Regions from separate parts of the Homo sapiens genome. Here region 1 is linked to region 2. The links are chromatin loops, found by intact Hi-C in ENCODE. Cell type or tissue: adrenal gland. All regions are shown on one strand.

Region 1 (8,000 bases), 110 kb before region 2:
GTTTGAAAAAGCTGCTTTATTGCATCCCTGCTCAGAATACCAGCACCAGCCAACTGGCACCCCTTATCAAAAGTCTGAGTTTCAGATCTCCAGGGTCCCTCCTCCAAGTTTCTGAAGTTTTAATAATTCCAGGTTCTGTTCTTTCCTGTCTACTGGTAGGGTAGAGCATCCTTTCATACGCTTATTACCCCTGTGGGTTTCTTTTTCTGTGACTTCTCTATTCATATCTTTGCTCGTTTTGCTTCTTTCACGTCTTTTTCTTACTTGAGTCCTTTAAATATTCTGAAGACAAATTCTCACTTATTTGCATTGCAACCATATTCTCAAAGTTTTTGGCTTGCCCCCATCCTTTAATTTTTTTTTTAATTTCAGAAGACAGTTTCTCAGCTTTCACCATGTGCCTTTATCTTTCCTGGTTTCCATCTCTGATTTTATTTTATAATGGCAACAATGTGTTTCTGTCTTAATAAAGTGGTCCACCAGGATTGCTATCCCAGTGGTTTTTAAACTGCAGTCAAAACATTAAAGACTGGCGAAATCAATTTAGGGGGTCCCAGTCAGCATTTTAAAAAATGAAATAGAGTAGAATAAAACATATCAGTAGAGCAATATCAGAATACATCACACTGTTTAATAGGAAGGAAGGAAGGAAAGAGGAAAGGGTAAGAAAGGAGGTGGGTTTGGACAATTTATTTTATTATTTATTTATTTATTTTTGAGACAGAGAGTCGGTCTATCACCCAGGCTGGAGTACGGTGCCCAGCGTCTGCCTCCCGGGTTCAAGCGATTCTCTTGCCTCAGCCTCCCGAGTAGCTGAGATTACAGGTGCCCAACACGCCCGGCTAATTTTTATATTTTTAGTAGAGACAGGGTTTCACCATGTTGGCCAGGCTGGTCTTGAACTCCCGACCTCAGGTGATCCGCCCTCCTCGGCCTCCCAAAGTGCTAGGATTACAGGCATGAGCCACCGCGCCTGGCCAGGTTTGGACAATTTAGTTATGACCCAGTGTCAAAGTTTTTATTACAATGTTGCGGCAAGAAATGAGGCTTTTGCTAAGTCAATTCAACAAGTGTCTATAGGTAAGGACACTTTACAGGAAAAGAGAATGACTAGATAATCATTGTTAGACTGGATACAAGAAAAAGAAAGAAAAGTTCTAGTTAAGGATTATTAGATTTATTAAAAGACAGTTAAAGGCCCTTGGATTCCTTCCCTCCAGGGTTGATATTAGCTGTGTACATAGGTAACTGGTTTCTAACAAGAGGTCATAATCTCATTAAAATTCATCAGAAAGTGGCTTAAGCATTTAATCAGGCATACAATTGATTTCCAAGAAGAGTTTTGTGGCTTATATTCCCAAAACATCCTTGTCCCAGCCAGCGTGTGGGACAATCTTTTATTTTACAGTGTATATATTTTATGAAAACTTGTATTTCACTACATATGTACCATATCTTGAAGCAAACTTTATTTTTGACTGTGTCACTGTCAATGAGGTTTGAAAAACACTGCTGTTCTTAAGAGCTGAGATCCAATCAAGGCCTCAGGAATTCCTGGGGTCCCTAAACCTGTCCTTGCCTGTAGTAAACCTCTCTATCTCTGCAGGCACCTAGGGGAGGTTCTCCTGGATGTCTTCACAGACATCCTGCATAGCTGTTAAACTCAGAAGTCTATCCATCCCACGTCTGCTTTTTGCCATATAAGATTTCATTTGCAAAAGGGTCCCAATGCTAATGATCTTTGAACATCATCAAGCTAATGTAATCCCATTGTTTTACTTTGAGGAAACTGAGGCTCGGAGTGAGAACACCTTGCCAGTCGCATGGCATTTGGTCCACCTGCAGTTGTACTGCCCCCACCAGTCTACCAGAGTAGCAAAGATTTCACCAGTAGGAACTCATGTATTTAGTGTTAATGGCCTGTCCACATTTCCCTTTAAAAAGACCAGGAGAGGCTGGACATGGTGGGTTATGCCTGTAATCCCAGCACTTTGGGAGGCCGAGGCAGGTGGATCACAAGGTCAAGAGATGGAGACCATCCTGGCCAACATGGTGAAACCCCGTCTCTCCTAAAAATACAAAAATTAGCTGGGCGTGGTGGCACATGCCTGTAGTACCAGCTACTTGGGAGGCTGAGGCAGGAGAATCACTTGAACCCGGGAGGCAGAGGTTGCAGTAGGCCAAGATCGCACCACTGCACTCCAGGCTGGTGACAGAGCAAGACTCCATCTCAAAAAAAAAAAAAAAAAAAGACCAGGAGATAAGGGCTAAGTAATTAAATTTCTCCTTAGTGTATATTCATTGATCAGATTTTTTTTTACCAAGGCTACTTCACCCATTAGTCATGATAGGGTATAGTCCTAAGGCCTGTGAATTGTTCAAGGGCCTACAAAAATGGCTGAGGCCCAAAAAACTCGTTGCCTTCAAAATACAAAAAGAAAACAAAATTGAAATTAATAAGTGATATAGTTTGGATACTTGTTCCTTCAATCTCCTGTTGAAATTTGATCCCTGGTGTTCGAGATGGGACCTAGTGGGAGGTATTTGGACCATGGGGGCGGATCCCTCATGAATGGCTTAGTGCCATTCCTGCAGAATTGAGTTCTCACTCCTGGTTCCAGCGGGGGATATCGCTGCTAAAAACAGTCTGGCAGCTCCCCTCTCTCTTGCTCTTTTGCTCTCTCCCTGTGATGCCTGCTCTCCTTCACCTTCCATCATGAGTAGAAGTCCCCTGAAGCCCTCGCCAGAAGCAGAGGCTGGTACCATGCTTCTTGTACAGCCTGTAGAATTGTGAACCAGATAAATCTGTTTTCTTTACAAATAACCCAGCCTTGTATGTTCCTTTATAGCAATGCAAAATGGACTAAAACAGTAAGTCCCAATGTGCATAAATTTTAGTATGTATCATATGATATGGATCAGGATCTCCAAAAATAAGAATGTGTATGGTCTAGGAAGGTCTCAAAATGGCTCTTTCAAGGTGTCTATACACTGATATCCAGGCTCCAAGGAGATGATAGTGTGGAGCCTTCTCTCTAAAAGTCCTAAGACTGATAGATTCAGCACAGTATTTGGCCCGGAGTGGCCTGAGACAATACATTTCTTTCTTTTAATTTTATTTTTTTTGAGATGGAGTCTTGCTTTGTCACCGAGGCTGGAGTGCAATGGCACCATCTCGGCTCACTGCAACCTCCTACTCCTGGGTTCAAGAGATTCTCTTGCCTCAGCCTCCTGAGTAGCTGGGATTACAGGCACGCACCATTACACCCAGCTAATTTTTCTTTTTGTTTTGGTATTTTTAGTAGAAACGGGTTTTCACAGTGTTGGCCAGGCTGGTCTCAAACTCCTGACCTCGGGTGATCCGCCTGCCTCTGCCTCCCAAAGTGCTGGGATTACAGGCATAAGCCACCGCCCCTGCCCCAAAGTGTTGGGATTACAGGCGTGAGCCACGGTGCCTGGCTGGTAAACATTATTTCGTGAAACTTTTTTGTTTGGAATCGCAGTGTAAAATATATTTCTGGGAGTCATGGTCAAAAGAGTTGGAGAAAAGTGCGTCTCTAAGTTTTCTCCCAATTAGTGCCCCCTCTTGAGTTCCTGGCCATCTGTTAAATGTGTGCCATGACAGACGATGGACAGTAGAGGGCAGACAATCCCCGCACAGCAGCAAAGGCTGGACTTCGGAGGAGTTGGAAACCACAGGCGAATGCCAAGCAGGACAGAAGCCTGAAGCCAGGCCTGAAGCTTCTGAAAGAGACAGGGCACACGTACCTGGTCCTCCTAGGCATCGCAGCACTCTCTGTGTGATATAACTGCAGCCACTTTCCAGTCTCCATCCACAGGCTGGATCCTTGTCTTTGGATATTTTTCACCTCCCTGGGAGTACTTCCAGGTGTCTAGTTACTTTTAAACCAAGGTCCTGTAAAACCATCTTTGTTCCGTCACCCAGGCTGGAGTGCAATGGTGCGACCTCAGCTCACTGAAACTTCCACCTCCCAGATTCAAGCGATTCTCCTGCCTCAGCCTCCTCGAGTAGCTGGGACTACAGGTGCGAGCCACCACGCCCGGCTAATTTTTGTATTTTTAGGAGAGACAGGGTTTCGCCATGTTGTCTCCAACTCCTGACCTCAGATGATTCTCCTGCCTCAGCCTCCCAAAGTGCAAAGGGATTACAGATGTGAGTCACTGCACCTGGCCTGGCACTTTAATATCGTAGAGCAGAGAACACACACTGAGCTCTCAGTCTCCCCCAGGCACTGTTTGCAGCACTCTACATGTACTAACTCATGCACTCCTCACACCTAGGTGAAGTAGGTCAGGACACTGAGGATTGAGAAGCTTAGGTGACTTACCCAGCATTCCTGGCTAGGAAGAAGCAGAGCCAGGATCCAAACCCAGGCTAGCTGGCTCCGGAGCTTATGCTCTCAACCAGCAGCCGCTGTTGGTACAAGAGGAATAAATGCCTAGTCTTCTACCTACTGTATCTACTCCTAAGGATACTGAGGGTGTGATGTGGTCGGGAGAAACCCTGGAGGCCATCAGAAGAGCAGGGGATATTCAAGCCTAAGATGGGAAGAATGGGTAGACACCACTTCATTCTGCTATCTGAAGGGCTGTCTTTGTCAGAGGCAGCCTCAAGAGCAGAACTAGAATCAAACGGTGAAAAGCTAGGAGGATTTGGGCTCAGAAAAAAAAAAAAGAAAGACTTTAAAAAATGTATTATAAAATCTGGCCGGGCGTGGTGGCTCACGCCTGTAATCCCAGCAATTTGGGAGGCCAAGATGGGTGAATCACGAGGTCAGGAGTTCAAGACCAGCCTGGACAAGATGGTGAAACCCCGTGTCTACTAAAAATACAAAAATTAGCCGGGTACAGTGGCAGCTGCCTGTAATCCCAGCTGCTTGGGAGGCTGAGGCAGGAGAATCGCTTGAACCCAGGGGACGGAGGTTGCAGTGAGCCGAGATCGCACCACTGCACTCCAGCCTGGGCAACAGAGTGAGACTTCGTCTTAAAAAAAAAAAAAAACTTTATTCTACAGACAAACATAGGAAGCCCCATTGAAACCCCAACACTGTGCCACGTCTGTGTCAGATCTCCAGGGAAAACATTTCTCACAGTTGAGCCAGCCCTGTGGCGGTGAGCACTCTGTCTTCTAAAGCAAGAGCAGACAAACGCTGGGCAACCACTGTGGGGGAAGGTGCCACAGAGGGCATTTAGCTTGGCGTCAGACAGGAAGCCTGGGGGGTCCCAGGTAGCCCGAGTTTGAGGGGGTGGGAAGGAAGCAGTGGGAAGTCCCTGGGTTACATCTTCCTCCTTGAAGTCTTTAGCTTTTCCCTCTCCTCCTGGTCCCTTGCCTAGGTCAACAAAAATGTCTCATCTCCCCCTGCCCTAACTGGACTCCCATTTCTCTGCCTCTTGCCCACCCCTGCACACCCTAAGCCATTATTCATTTTATTTCCCAGGCTCTTCAAAGAGCTCTCTACCCTCGCTGCTCACACGTCCCCGTCCTGATCGTTTTTCCCTGCCCTTGCACTGCAACCTCACCAAATCTGTCCTTCCCAATGTAACTTCGTGCTGTTTCCCCTTCCCAATCCAATGGCTTCTTCTCGACCCCCAATTTCTCTGACCTTTCCGTAGCATTTGGCTCTGGGGACAATTCCCTCCTCATCAAAACTTTTTCCTCTGTTGTTCTCCGTAAGCCTGAACTCTCTCTCCCCCTCCCCCCACACCCGGCAAATGTCAGTGGTCCCCAGAATTCTTTCCTCCGCCTTAGCTTCTCACTTTGCACACTGCCCCGGCGCTCACATGGCAACCGCTGCCTGACTGCGGATGTCTCTCTCGCCCAGGCCTCCGTCCTGAGCACCAACCTCTCACAGGCTGGGAATCTTGTTCTGGATTAATTAGTTTCATTTTTGTTGTTGTTGTTGTTTTGAGATGGAGTCTCGCACAGTTGCTTGGGCTGGCGTGCAATGGCGTGATCTCGCTCGCTGCAACCTCCGCCTCCCGGATTCATGCGATTCTCCTGCCTCAGCCTCCTGAGTAGCTGGGATTACAGGTGCACACCACCATATCAGGCTAATTTTTTGTATTTTTAGTAGAGACAGGGTTTCACCATATTGGCCAGACTGGTCTCGAACTTCTGACCTCGTGATCCGCCCACCTTGGCCTCCCAAAGTGCTGGGATTACAGGTATGAGCCACCACGCCTGGTCAACCTTTTCTATTTCTCTATAGCGCCTACTAAAATGGGACTTGATATTATTTATTCATTGCTTAATTGTTTATGATCTATGTTCCCCACGGGAGAGCAAGGACTTTGACTTGTTTACTCCTATATCCCCAAACCTAGAACAGCGTCTGGCACAGAGCCAGCATGCAGTAAGTGTTGGTGGAAGGAATAAATGAAGGAATGAAGGAATGGTCGGGATGAATTTCTTGCCTGTGGTTCACTGATGAGAAGCTGGGGAAGGCTGAAGCAAACTCACACGTGCCCCTGACCTCGGTTGCTCCTTCTGTCAGATAAACTCCTGTTTGTCCTCAAATTCCTGCTCCATTTCCACCTCCCCAAGGAGACTTGCCTAGTCCTTGACTCTGAGCCCACTTCCTGGGTGTTCTCGCTCCCCACCGCTGCTGCCTGTTTTTACAGCATCCATGTGGTCACTCCGTGAATGATTCTTTGTTGTTTCCTCCTGTCTCTCCCGTGAGATTGAAAGCACATCAAGGGCAGGCCTGTCACAAAGCCTCTTTGTGTTCTGTAGCTATGCGTGGAGCGAATGAACAAGGTTGGGCTTGTCTGGACCTGGGCACGGTCACTGAATGTTCTTGGCCTCTGTAAGGAAGGGCATCCCCTTGGCAGTTAGCAGGGCAGGCACAAGGGGCATAGCATCCCCAGAACATGATGAAGGGCACCTTTGAAAAGCTAGAGAGGCTTTGGATAGAGCTGGAATTGTCTGGTGACATGTGCTCATTCATACTACATGGTCATTATACTACGTGGTCTTAGAATATGTCAAATTCTCACCTTTTCATCCACCCACAATTCACTGAGTTCCCGTTCAGTGCCAGCTTCTGTGATGGGTAATAGTGGTGGGAAACATGCAGAACTGGATGATCAAGTTTAGAATGAGATCGTGCCTACTGTCGGAGCAGTCCAGGAGGGGTGACCCCAGGATCCCTTCTTCCTTTGCCTTCCATCTATTCTAAATTGTCTTCAGCTGGTGATGCACCAGCTGGGCATCCAGACGTCAGCTGGCTTAAACAGACCGCTGTGCTTGCAACAAGCAAGACACTTCAGAACTTGCAGAATCACTGCATCCCTTTCTTAAACCAAGACCCAACCCCACCATCTCTTTCTTTTCCTTTCTGGTTTGGCCTCTGTAGGTGTGACATCAGAGACACACCTCAGCGGATGTGACTCAGTGAGCACCATTCAGACTCCCCAGGGCCACTCCCATGAGCTGGCCAGGTGGGCAGGCTTTGCTGAGCCTGTCTCCCCACCGGTCTGAGGTCTGCAGATTAGGCTTCCAGACAGGGAGCGGCAGGGCAGGCCCCTCAGTGGGAAGACAGGAGTGTCTGTATGGCCAGCCGGGAATCAAGAACCATTCACCCTCCACCAGCAAGGGTGGGGCTGCCCTGAGCTTTCAGGCAGCTGTTTTATGGAATTATTAATTTTAATGTACAGATGGTTTTATTTTCTGCTCATTTTCACATATTCTAAGAACCCTTAAATGTTATACTATATAGTCTTTTTTTTTTTTTTTTTTTTTGAGACAGAGTCTTTGTCACCCAGGCTGGAGTGCAGTGACGCAATCTCAGCTCACTGCAACCTCCACCTCCCGGGTTCAAGCAATTCTCCTGCCTCAGCCTCCTGAGTAGCTGGGATTACAGGTGCCTGCCACCACATCTGGCTAATTTTTGTATTTTTAGTAGAGACGGGGTTTTGCCATGTTGGCCAGGTTGGTCTCGAACCCTTGACTTCAGGTGATCCACCCACCTCGGCCTCCC
Region 2 (8,000 bases):
GGTTGTTAACCATTGTGTGCCAGTTACAATACAGAGCTCTTTATAATCTTCATCATAAACAATAGGCATGCATTTTATCTCCATTTTACAGATAAGGTGAAGTAGCTTTCCAAGGAGTATACAATTAGAAGGTGGCAGGATCCAGCCTGAGTCCACATGTATATAGCTCCAAAGTTTATGCTCTTAAGCTCCAGATTAAATGCCTTACTTAAAAAATTTATTTTTTTTCAAAATACATAAGTACTAGATTTTGTTGGAGCTAGTTGATATAATATCATATAAAGAAGTATAAAAGCAAAGCTAACCCTAATTCCCCAACCCCATACCCTGAGATACCACTTTGGACAGTCTTATGGGCATCTTTTCAAAGCTCTACCTTTGCATATACAAGCCTAAACAAGCATATACTGGGTTTTACTTGTTTCTTTTTCCACACATATTATCTTACTATACTTTTTACTCTGCCACATGCCTTTTTCACTTAGTATATGATGCATGCTTCTTACAAAAGACTTAGTATGCCAAAACCTTTTTTTCTAACTTCCTTGTGCATCTATGTATGCACATAAGCATATAATTTTACAAAAATGGGTTCATTTCATATTTGCTGGGGGTGTTACTAGTGCCATTTTTCCTTGCCTCCCACAATTTGGTATATTTCCTTTCACAGTTTTCTCCATCCTTATATAACAGAGTCGCCAGATTTAGCAAATAAAAATACAGGACATTCAGTCAAATTTGAATTTCAGAGAAACAAAGAATTGTTTTTAGTGTAGGTATATTCCATGCAATGATTGTTTTGCTAAAATTAAAATTTAACCAGGACACCCTGTATTTTATTTAGCAATTTCTTATATAACCACCATACAAACATACACATTTGGAGTCCTGTTATATACATTTTTTCACTTTTTTTTTTTTGAACCAGTAAAGCTGCCATCTTTTTTTTTTTTTTTTTTTTTTTGAGACAGAGTCTCGCTCTGTCACCCAGGCTGGAATGCAGTGGTGGGATCTCGGCTCACTGCGATCTCTGCCTCCCGGGTTCAAGCGATTCTCCTGCCTCAGCCTCCTGAGTAGCTGGGAGTACAGGCACCCGCCACCACACCCAGCTAATTTTTGCATTTTAGTACAGATGGGGTTTCACCATGTTGTCCATGCTGGTCTTGAAATCCTGACCTCAGGTGATCCACCCGCTTCAGACTCCCAAAGTGCTGGAATTATAGGGCATGAGCCACCACGCCCAGCAACATTTCTTTACATCCTAATGTAAATTCAGCAATACCCAAGGAAATCCCTACAAACAAAACAGTGTGGCTTATTTTTATTAATGGCTGCCTAAGATTCCATGGTGTGAGTGTTCTCCCATCTGTCCCTCCACCCAGTGATAGCAACAGGCCCCTGTTAAACTTTGTCGCAAGCCTCCTATACTTCTGGCTCAGTGGGCTCCTGACCTTTTCTATGCCATTACACTCCAGTCTTTGGGCAGGGCTCATGCTCTGTAACAAGGGACAGCAATATCCAGAGATATTCTAGGAGCTAGCACTTCTTACTTTAACCATATCAAACTTTTTTTATATCCATTTCTTAGGAGAAATGCCGGTGGTTAGCTTCATCAAAAGGAAAACAAGTGAGAAATTTCAGCTAGATTTGGAAAAGGAAAGGTACTACAAATTCAAAAGATTTCACTTTTAACACTGGCATTCCTGCCTACTTGCTGTGGTGGTCTTGTGAAAGGTGATGGGTTTTATTCGTTGGGCTTTAAAAGAAAAGGTTTGGCAGAACTAAAAACAAAACTCACGTATCATCTCAATAGATACAGAAAAGGCTTTTGATAAAATTCAACTTGACTTCATGTTAAAAACCCTCAACAAACCAGGCGTCGAAGGAACATACCTCAAAATAATAAGAGCCATCTATGACAAAACCACAGCCAACATCATACTGAATGAGCAAAAGCTGGAGCATTACTCTTGAGAAGTAGAACAAGGCACTTCAGTCCTATTCAACATAGTACTGGAAGTCCTCGCCACAGCAATCAGGCAAGAGAAAGAAATAAAAGGCAACCAAAAAGAAAGGAAGTCGAAGTATCTCTGTTTGCAGACGATATGATTCTATATCTAGAAAACCCCATGATCTTGGCCCAAAAGCTCCTAGATCTGATAAACAACTTCAGCTAACTTTCAGGAGACAAAATCAATATACAAAATATGGTAGCATTTTTATACACCAACGACATCCAAGCTGAGAGCCAAATCAAGAATGCAATCCTATTCACAATTGCCACAAAAAGAATAAAATACCTAGGAATACAGCTAACCAGGGAGATGAAAGATCTCTACAACAAAAATTACAAAACACTGCTGAAAGAAATCAGAGATGACACAAATGGAAAAACATTCCATACTTATGGATAGGAAGAATCAATATTGTTAAAATGGCCATACTACCCAAAGCAATTTATAGATTCAATGCTATTCCTATCAAACTACCAATAACATTCTTCACAGAATCAGAAAAAAAAAGCATTAAAATTTATTTGAAACCAAAAAAGAGCCCAAAAAGCCAAAGCAATCCTAAGCAAAAAGAACAAAGCTGGAGGCATCGCATTACCCAACTTCAAACTATACTACAGGGCTACAGTAACCAAAACTGCATGATACTGGTACAAAAGCATGGTGCTGGTACAAAAGCAGACACATAGATCAATGGAACAGAATAGAGGGCCCAGAAATAAAGCTACACACCTACAACCATCTAATCTTTGACAAAGTTGACAAAAATACGCAATGGGGAAAGAATTCCCCATTCAGTAAGTGGTACTGGGATAACTAGCTAGCCATATGCAGAGGATTGAAACTGAACCACTTCCTTACACCATATGCAAAAATCAACTCAAGATGGATTAAAGACTTAAATGTAAAACCCCAAACTATAAAAACTCTGGAAGATAACCTAGGCAATACCATTCTGGACATAGGAACGGAAAAAGATTTCATGACAAAGATCCCAAAAATAATTGTAACGAAAGCAAAAATTGACAAATGGGACATGATTAAACAGAATTACCATTTGACTCAGCAATCCCATTATTGGTTATATACCCAAAGGAATCTAAATCATTCTGTCATAAAGACATATATACACAAATGTTCACGGCAGCACTATACACAATCGCAAAGTCAGGGAATCAAACTAAATGTCCATCAGTGGTAGAAAGGATAAAGAAAATGTGGTGGCAGGGAGTGGTGGCTCATGTCTGTAATCCCAGCACTTTGGGAGGCTGAGGCGGGTGGTTCACCTGAGGTCAGGAGTTTGAGACCAGCCTGGCCAACATGGAGAAACTCCGTCTCCGCTAAAAATACGAAAATTAGCCAGGCGTGGTGGCGAGCACCTGTCATCCCAGCTACTTGGGAGGCCTAGGCGTGAGAATCGCTTGAACCTGGAAGGTGGTGGTTGCAGTGAGCCGAGATCCTGCCACTGCACTCCAGCCTGGGCAACCAAGCGAGACTCTGCCTTAAAAAAAAAAAAAAGAAAATGTGGCACATATACACCATGGAATACTATGCAGCCATAAAAAAGAATGGGATCATGTCCTGTGCAGCAACGTGGATGGAGCTGGAAGCCATTATCCTAAATGAACTCACTCAGAAACAGAAAACCAAATACCACATGTTCTCACTTATAAGTAGAAGCTAAACATTGAGTACACATGGATACAAAGAAGGGAACCGCAGACACTGGGGCCTACCTGAGGTCGGAGCATGGAAGGAGGGTGAGGATCAAAAAACTACCTATCTGGTACTATGCTTTTTATCTGGATGATGAAATAATCTGTACAACAAACCCTGGTGACATGCAATTTACCTATATAGCAAGCCTACACATGTGCCCCTGAACCTAAAAAAAAAGTTAAAAGAAAAACGTTTGGATTATTTTCCCTCTTTCGAACAAAGACATTGGTTTGCCCAAGGACTACAAATAAACCAACGGGAAAAAAGAAAGGTTCCAGTTTTGTCTGAAAATTCTGATTAAGCCTCTGGGCCCTACAGCCTGGAGAACCTGGAGAATCCTACACCCACAGAACCCGGCTTTGTCCCCAAAGAATAAAAACACCTCTCTAAAAGCTGCTCTTCCACCTTTCTTTGGGTTCCGCACTGGTTTTCCAGGGCCAGGAATGGCAGCAGCCAGGACCCCAGGATAAGGGCAGTGCCCAAGGAAAGGGGAGCAGAAGACATTCAGGGAGGGGGAAAGAAATGAGGCTGGGACAGTGGATAAGGGCCAGGTGAAGGGGAGAGGGGCGGCTTCTGAAGGCTTTGGGCAGGGAGAGTGGCTGGGGGAAGCCTAGTAATGCAACCTATCCAGCGGCGGCTTCGGAAAAAACCCGGGGCTGGGTCAGGATGGGAAAGGCAGCGAACTGAACCGTTTTGAGCCCCAAGTTCGGGGCCGAATGTCTTCCCTGTGCGCAGAAGCAAGGGCGGGGGCGTGCCATCCTCACCCGGAGCGCCGGCCGAGCCTCCCGCCTCCCAACGCCTGGCCAGGGCCCCGTCTCGCCCTCTGCACATGGGATCCACTGACCAGGCAACTGCAGGTTTGGGGCTCTGCGACCCGGGGGCAGGAACAGAGCCTTGCAGGCGGCAGCGCGTCACAAAGGCGGCCGGAGCTTGGCATTTAGCTTGGGCCAGAGCAAGGCGCAGACCCGGGGCGCCCATGGAGTTGGCGTCGGAGCAACAGCTGCGCGGGCGGAGCAGGTAGGCGCGCTCCAGTCCCTGCAGCCCGAGCGGGGTTCAGCGAACGGGTAACGGGAGAATGCGGGCCGGAGCAGGCTGGGGTGGCGGTGGGATGCCCCGAGGCCCGCGGCGGGGAGGCGGGCTGCTCTCATCACCCCCTCTGGGAAGCATCTTTGGCTGCAGGAGTTGCCAGGCCAACTCCCCCTCCCGCGGTGGGTAGGACATCTTTAGATTTCCCTCCCTGGTTGGCAGCTGTGTGATATGGTGGACCAACCCTGGGTTCGAATCCTATCTCCCCACTTACTACACGTTCTCCCTGGGAAACTTTATTCACCTTCCAACACCTCCGTTTCCGTATTTGTGAAATGGATGTGTTTGTATTCCTATCTTCCTTGGCGGGACGTTGCAGAAGTACCTCGGCACCAACTTTCTTATTAATGGCAGCCAGCTCTTGTATAGCGTTTACTACGTGGCAGGCACTCACTGTTCCCGGTGCTTTCCAGGTATCAGCTCACTTAATCCTCCCAACACTAAGAGAAAGGCACTATTATTACCCCATATACAGATGTGAGGATTCACACATAAAGAAATTGACTTGCCTAAGGTCATCCGACTGTAATGGGCATAGCTAGGATGCAGCCCACTAAGCTACACTGCCTCTGATGGGGTCTCGGGGGGTAAGGGGAGGCTCCCAGTCATTAAATAGAATTTGGAGTCTCCTTACAGCAACTCTTCCAGACACACATATTCTTCCAACCCCACCCTTACAGCACCAGTGTCTGATGACTTTTCCTGACCTACAACCTTGCTAGGCCAAAAGGTTTCATGGAGCTTTTATTTACTTATTTATTTTATTATACTTTAAGTTCTGGGATACATGTGCAGAACATGCAGGTTTGTTACATAGGTATACATGTGCCATGGTGGTTTGCTGCACCCATCAACCTGTCATCTAGAATTTAAGCCCCGCATGCATTAGGTATTTGTCCTAATGCTCTCCCTCCCCTTGCCCGCCACCCCCCGACAGGCCCCATTGTGTGATGTTCCTCTCCCTGTGTCCATGTGTTCTCATTGTTCAACTCCCACTTATGAGTGAGAACATGCAGTGTTTGATTTCCTGTTCCTGCGTTAGTTTGCTGAGAATGATGGTTTCCAGCTTCATCCATGTCCCTGCAAAGGACATGAACTCATTCTTTTTTATGGCTGCATAGTATTTCATGGTGTATATGTGCCACATTTTCTTAATCCTGTCGATCATTGATGGGCATTTGGGTTGATTCCAAGTCTTTGCTTCGTGGAGCTTTTAAACTGGTTTATCTCTTCTGCAGCACCTTTTAGGAGCTTTGCTTGGTGGTGAGTGCTGTGGAGATCCCTAGCCTTGGGCAGTTTGCAAGTGATTGAAGAGACCTATTTCTTCATTTGTTAAATGTTTAAGTACCTTCTCAAAAGCAGAAGGAGGTTGTCAAGGGGTGTGTGGGTCCCTTGGGAGAGAAAGGCAAGGACACAGATTATACAAAGAGGGGCACTGGCAAGAGGTAGCAGAAGGAGGCAAGCTAAATACGGACACAGCCATGCTGGGAACCACTAGGGCGCCACGTCATGGGCGGGACGGGCTGCTGTTCAGTCCTTTACGGAAGTCTGTTCGGATGTGGCGGTGGGAAGGCCAGCTGGAGACAGGGGCCAAATCAGTGAGTGGGTGGTGAGAGAAAGTGATGGCGTAGTGAGGACAAAGCCTGGAGAAGGTCCCTAGGGAGGCCCACAACTGTGCTTACTTGAGGATGCTCACTGCCACTGTGGTGTTGGTGGGAGCTGGAGGAGACTTGGGGTCCATCAAAGGAAAGAGGATGGGAGACAGGCAGGATACCTGCCATGGGTTCTATTCAGCTGCTAGACGCAATGGGTGAAATGTACACAGAGCCACAGGAATAAGTCCGACAAACAGTAAGTACACATTTGGCAAGCACACATACAGACAAAAAGACACACGTCAAACACACTTGAACAGTTGCCTATGGTGGGGGCAACGGAATGGGACAGAGGGTTAAAATGGAACACATGAATAAATAAAACTAGAGAGGGGTCTTGCACAGACGAATAATGTCAGTCCTGAATTGGGAAATGTGATTCACTTGCCCCTGCACCCTTGTGGTCCAAGAGGTGGGGACAGGAAAAAAAAGTACAGAAGAAAGAGTCAAAAAGCCCAAGTTCCAGTCTGGGGCCCGATACTAACTTGCTGTGAGACTATAGGTGAGTCCCTTCACCTCTCTGGCCTTCAGTGTTCATCTGAAAAGAAATCAATTCTCAGGTCTCTTTCCAGCACCACAATTTTATGAGCCATGATCAATAATCTTGGGTTTATCTGGTAAAGTAGTCAGTGAGAGCTTTAAGGAGTGGTAGGGCTTGAACTTTGAACAATGGGGGTTTGGGAGGGGCAAACAACATGAGGAGAGTTTTTAGGCAAATGAAACTTTGAAAGCAAAAAACTGTAAAAAGTTTAGCAGATGGCTATAAAATATCTATGGATGAAGCAGGCCTTCGCTCAGATCTCTGCCGGGACTCTCTAGTTGGGTCAGAAAATTTCCAGCCTTCCCCACCTCTTCCTTCAACAGTTACCAAATCGTGTCTTCTAAAGAACTTGCAAACACATCCCCATTCCCACCACAATGCCTGGACTCTGCTCTTGACCATCCTTCCTCTGTCCCCCAGGAGTGTCCTTTCCACACCTCAAAACTCACCACATGGCTTCCAGACATTTGACCAATCAACCTTCATGGCTCTCTGTGACCTCAGCTGGGGTTTTCCACCCTGTTCTGCTGTTACACCTCTTGAATTTTACACAACTGTCAGCAATGTAGCTAGATACAGGAAGGGGACAGGCCATGTCAGAATTCCAGAATCTTGGGGAAAGGGGAAGTGGGACTCTCTGGCCTCTAGGACATAATCTTTATCACATCACGCAGGACCCCTTGATCCAGCACTTCCCACTGCTCCCACGTGATCCAGTTCCTCCATTTCCAGCCCACTTAACAAGTTAAGTGCCAGGTGACCAAACCATTTTTAGCTCCCTGAATGGGAACACATCACATACATTCACAGTTCTGTGGCTTTGCACGTATTGTTCCCTCTGCCCAGAATGCATCAGCTCCTCATCCACTACCACTAGGCCCACCTGATCTGCCTTGCAAATCCTACTCACCCTTCAAAACCCAACTCAGACGTCGCTTCCTCTGAGCAGCCCTCTCTACTTCCAAACACTATATTTAGTCAAACAGA

Evidence for each region. Hi-C counts contacts between places; a loop is a spot of excess contacts. Peaks named below come from ENCODE experiments on the same cell type or tissue, not always from the same donor. Only the 100,000 strongest peaks of a DNase experiment are listed, where the experiment ranks them.
Region 1: a loop joins it to region 2, with 2.9 times the contacts of the local background. A loop is called at or near these places in 2 of 110 quality-filtered maps.

Annotation. Positions count from the first base shown.
Region 1 is chr17:6,662,549-6,670,548 of GRCh38, forward strand. No RefSeq gene overlaps it. Among named protein-coding and RNA genes, the nearest start is that of MIR4520-1, 11 kb to the left of the region's middle. RefSeq lists a silencer at 7,643-7,797. In adrenal gland, a CTCF peak has its summit at 3,637 (motif pointing right); a DNase peak (open chromatin) is centred at 3,772.
Region 2 is chr17:6,771,525-6,779,524 of GRCh38, forward strand. XAF1 (XIAP associated factor 1) reads left to right here. Exons shown (of 7, transcript NM_017523.5): 7 at 1,589-4,123. The coding sequence ends at 1,645. It overlaps FBXO39 (F-box protein 39), which reads left to right and starts at 4,691. Exons shown (of 4, transcript NM_153230.3): 1 at 4,691-4,748. It overlaps LOC124903905 (a long non-coding RNA gene), which reads right to left and starts at 4,586. Exons shown (of 3, transcript XR_007065594.1): 1 at 4,496-4,586. In adrenal gland, no CTCF peak of the experiment used is centred here; no DNase peak of the experiment used is centred here.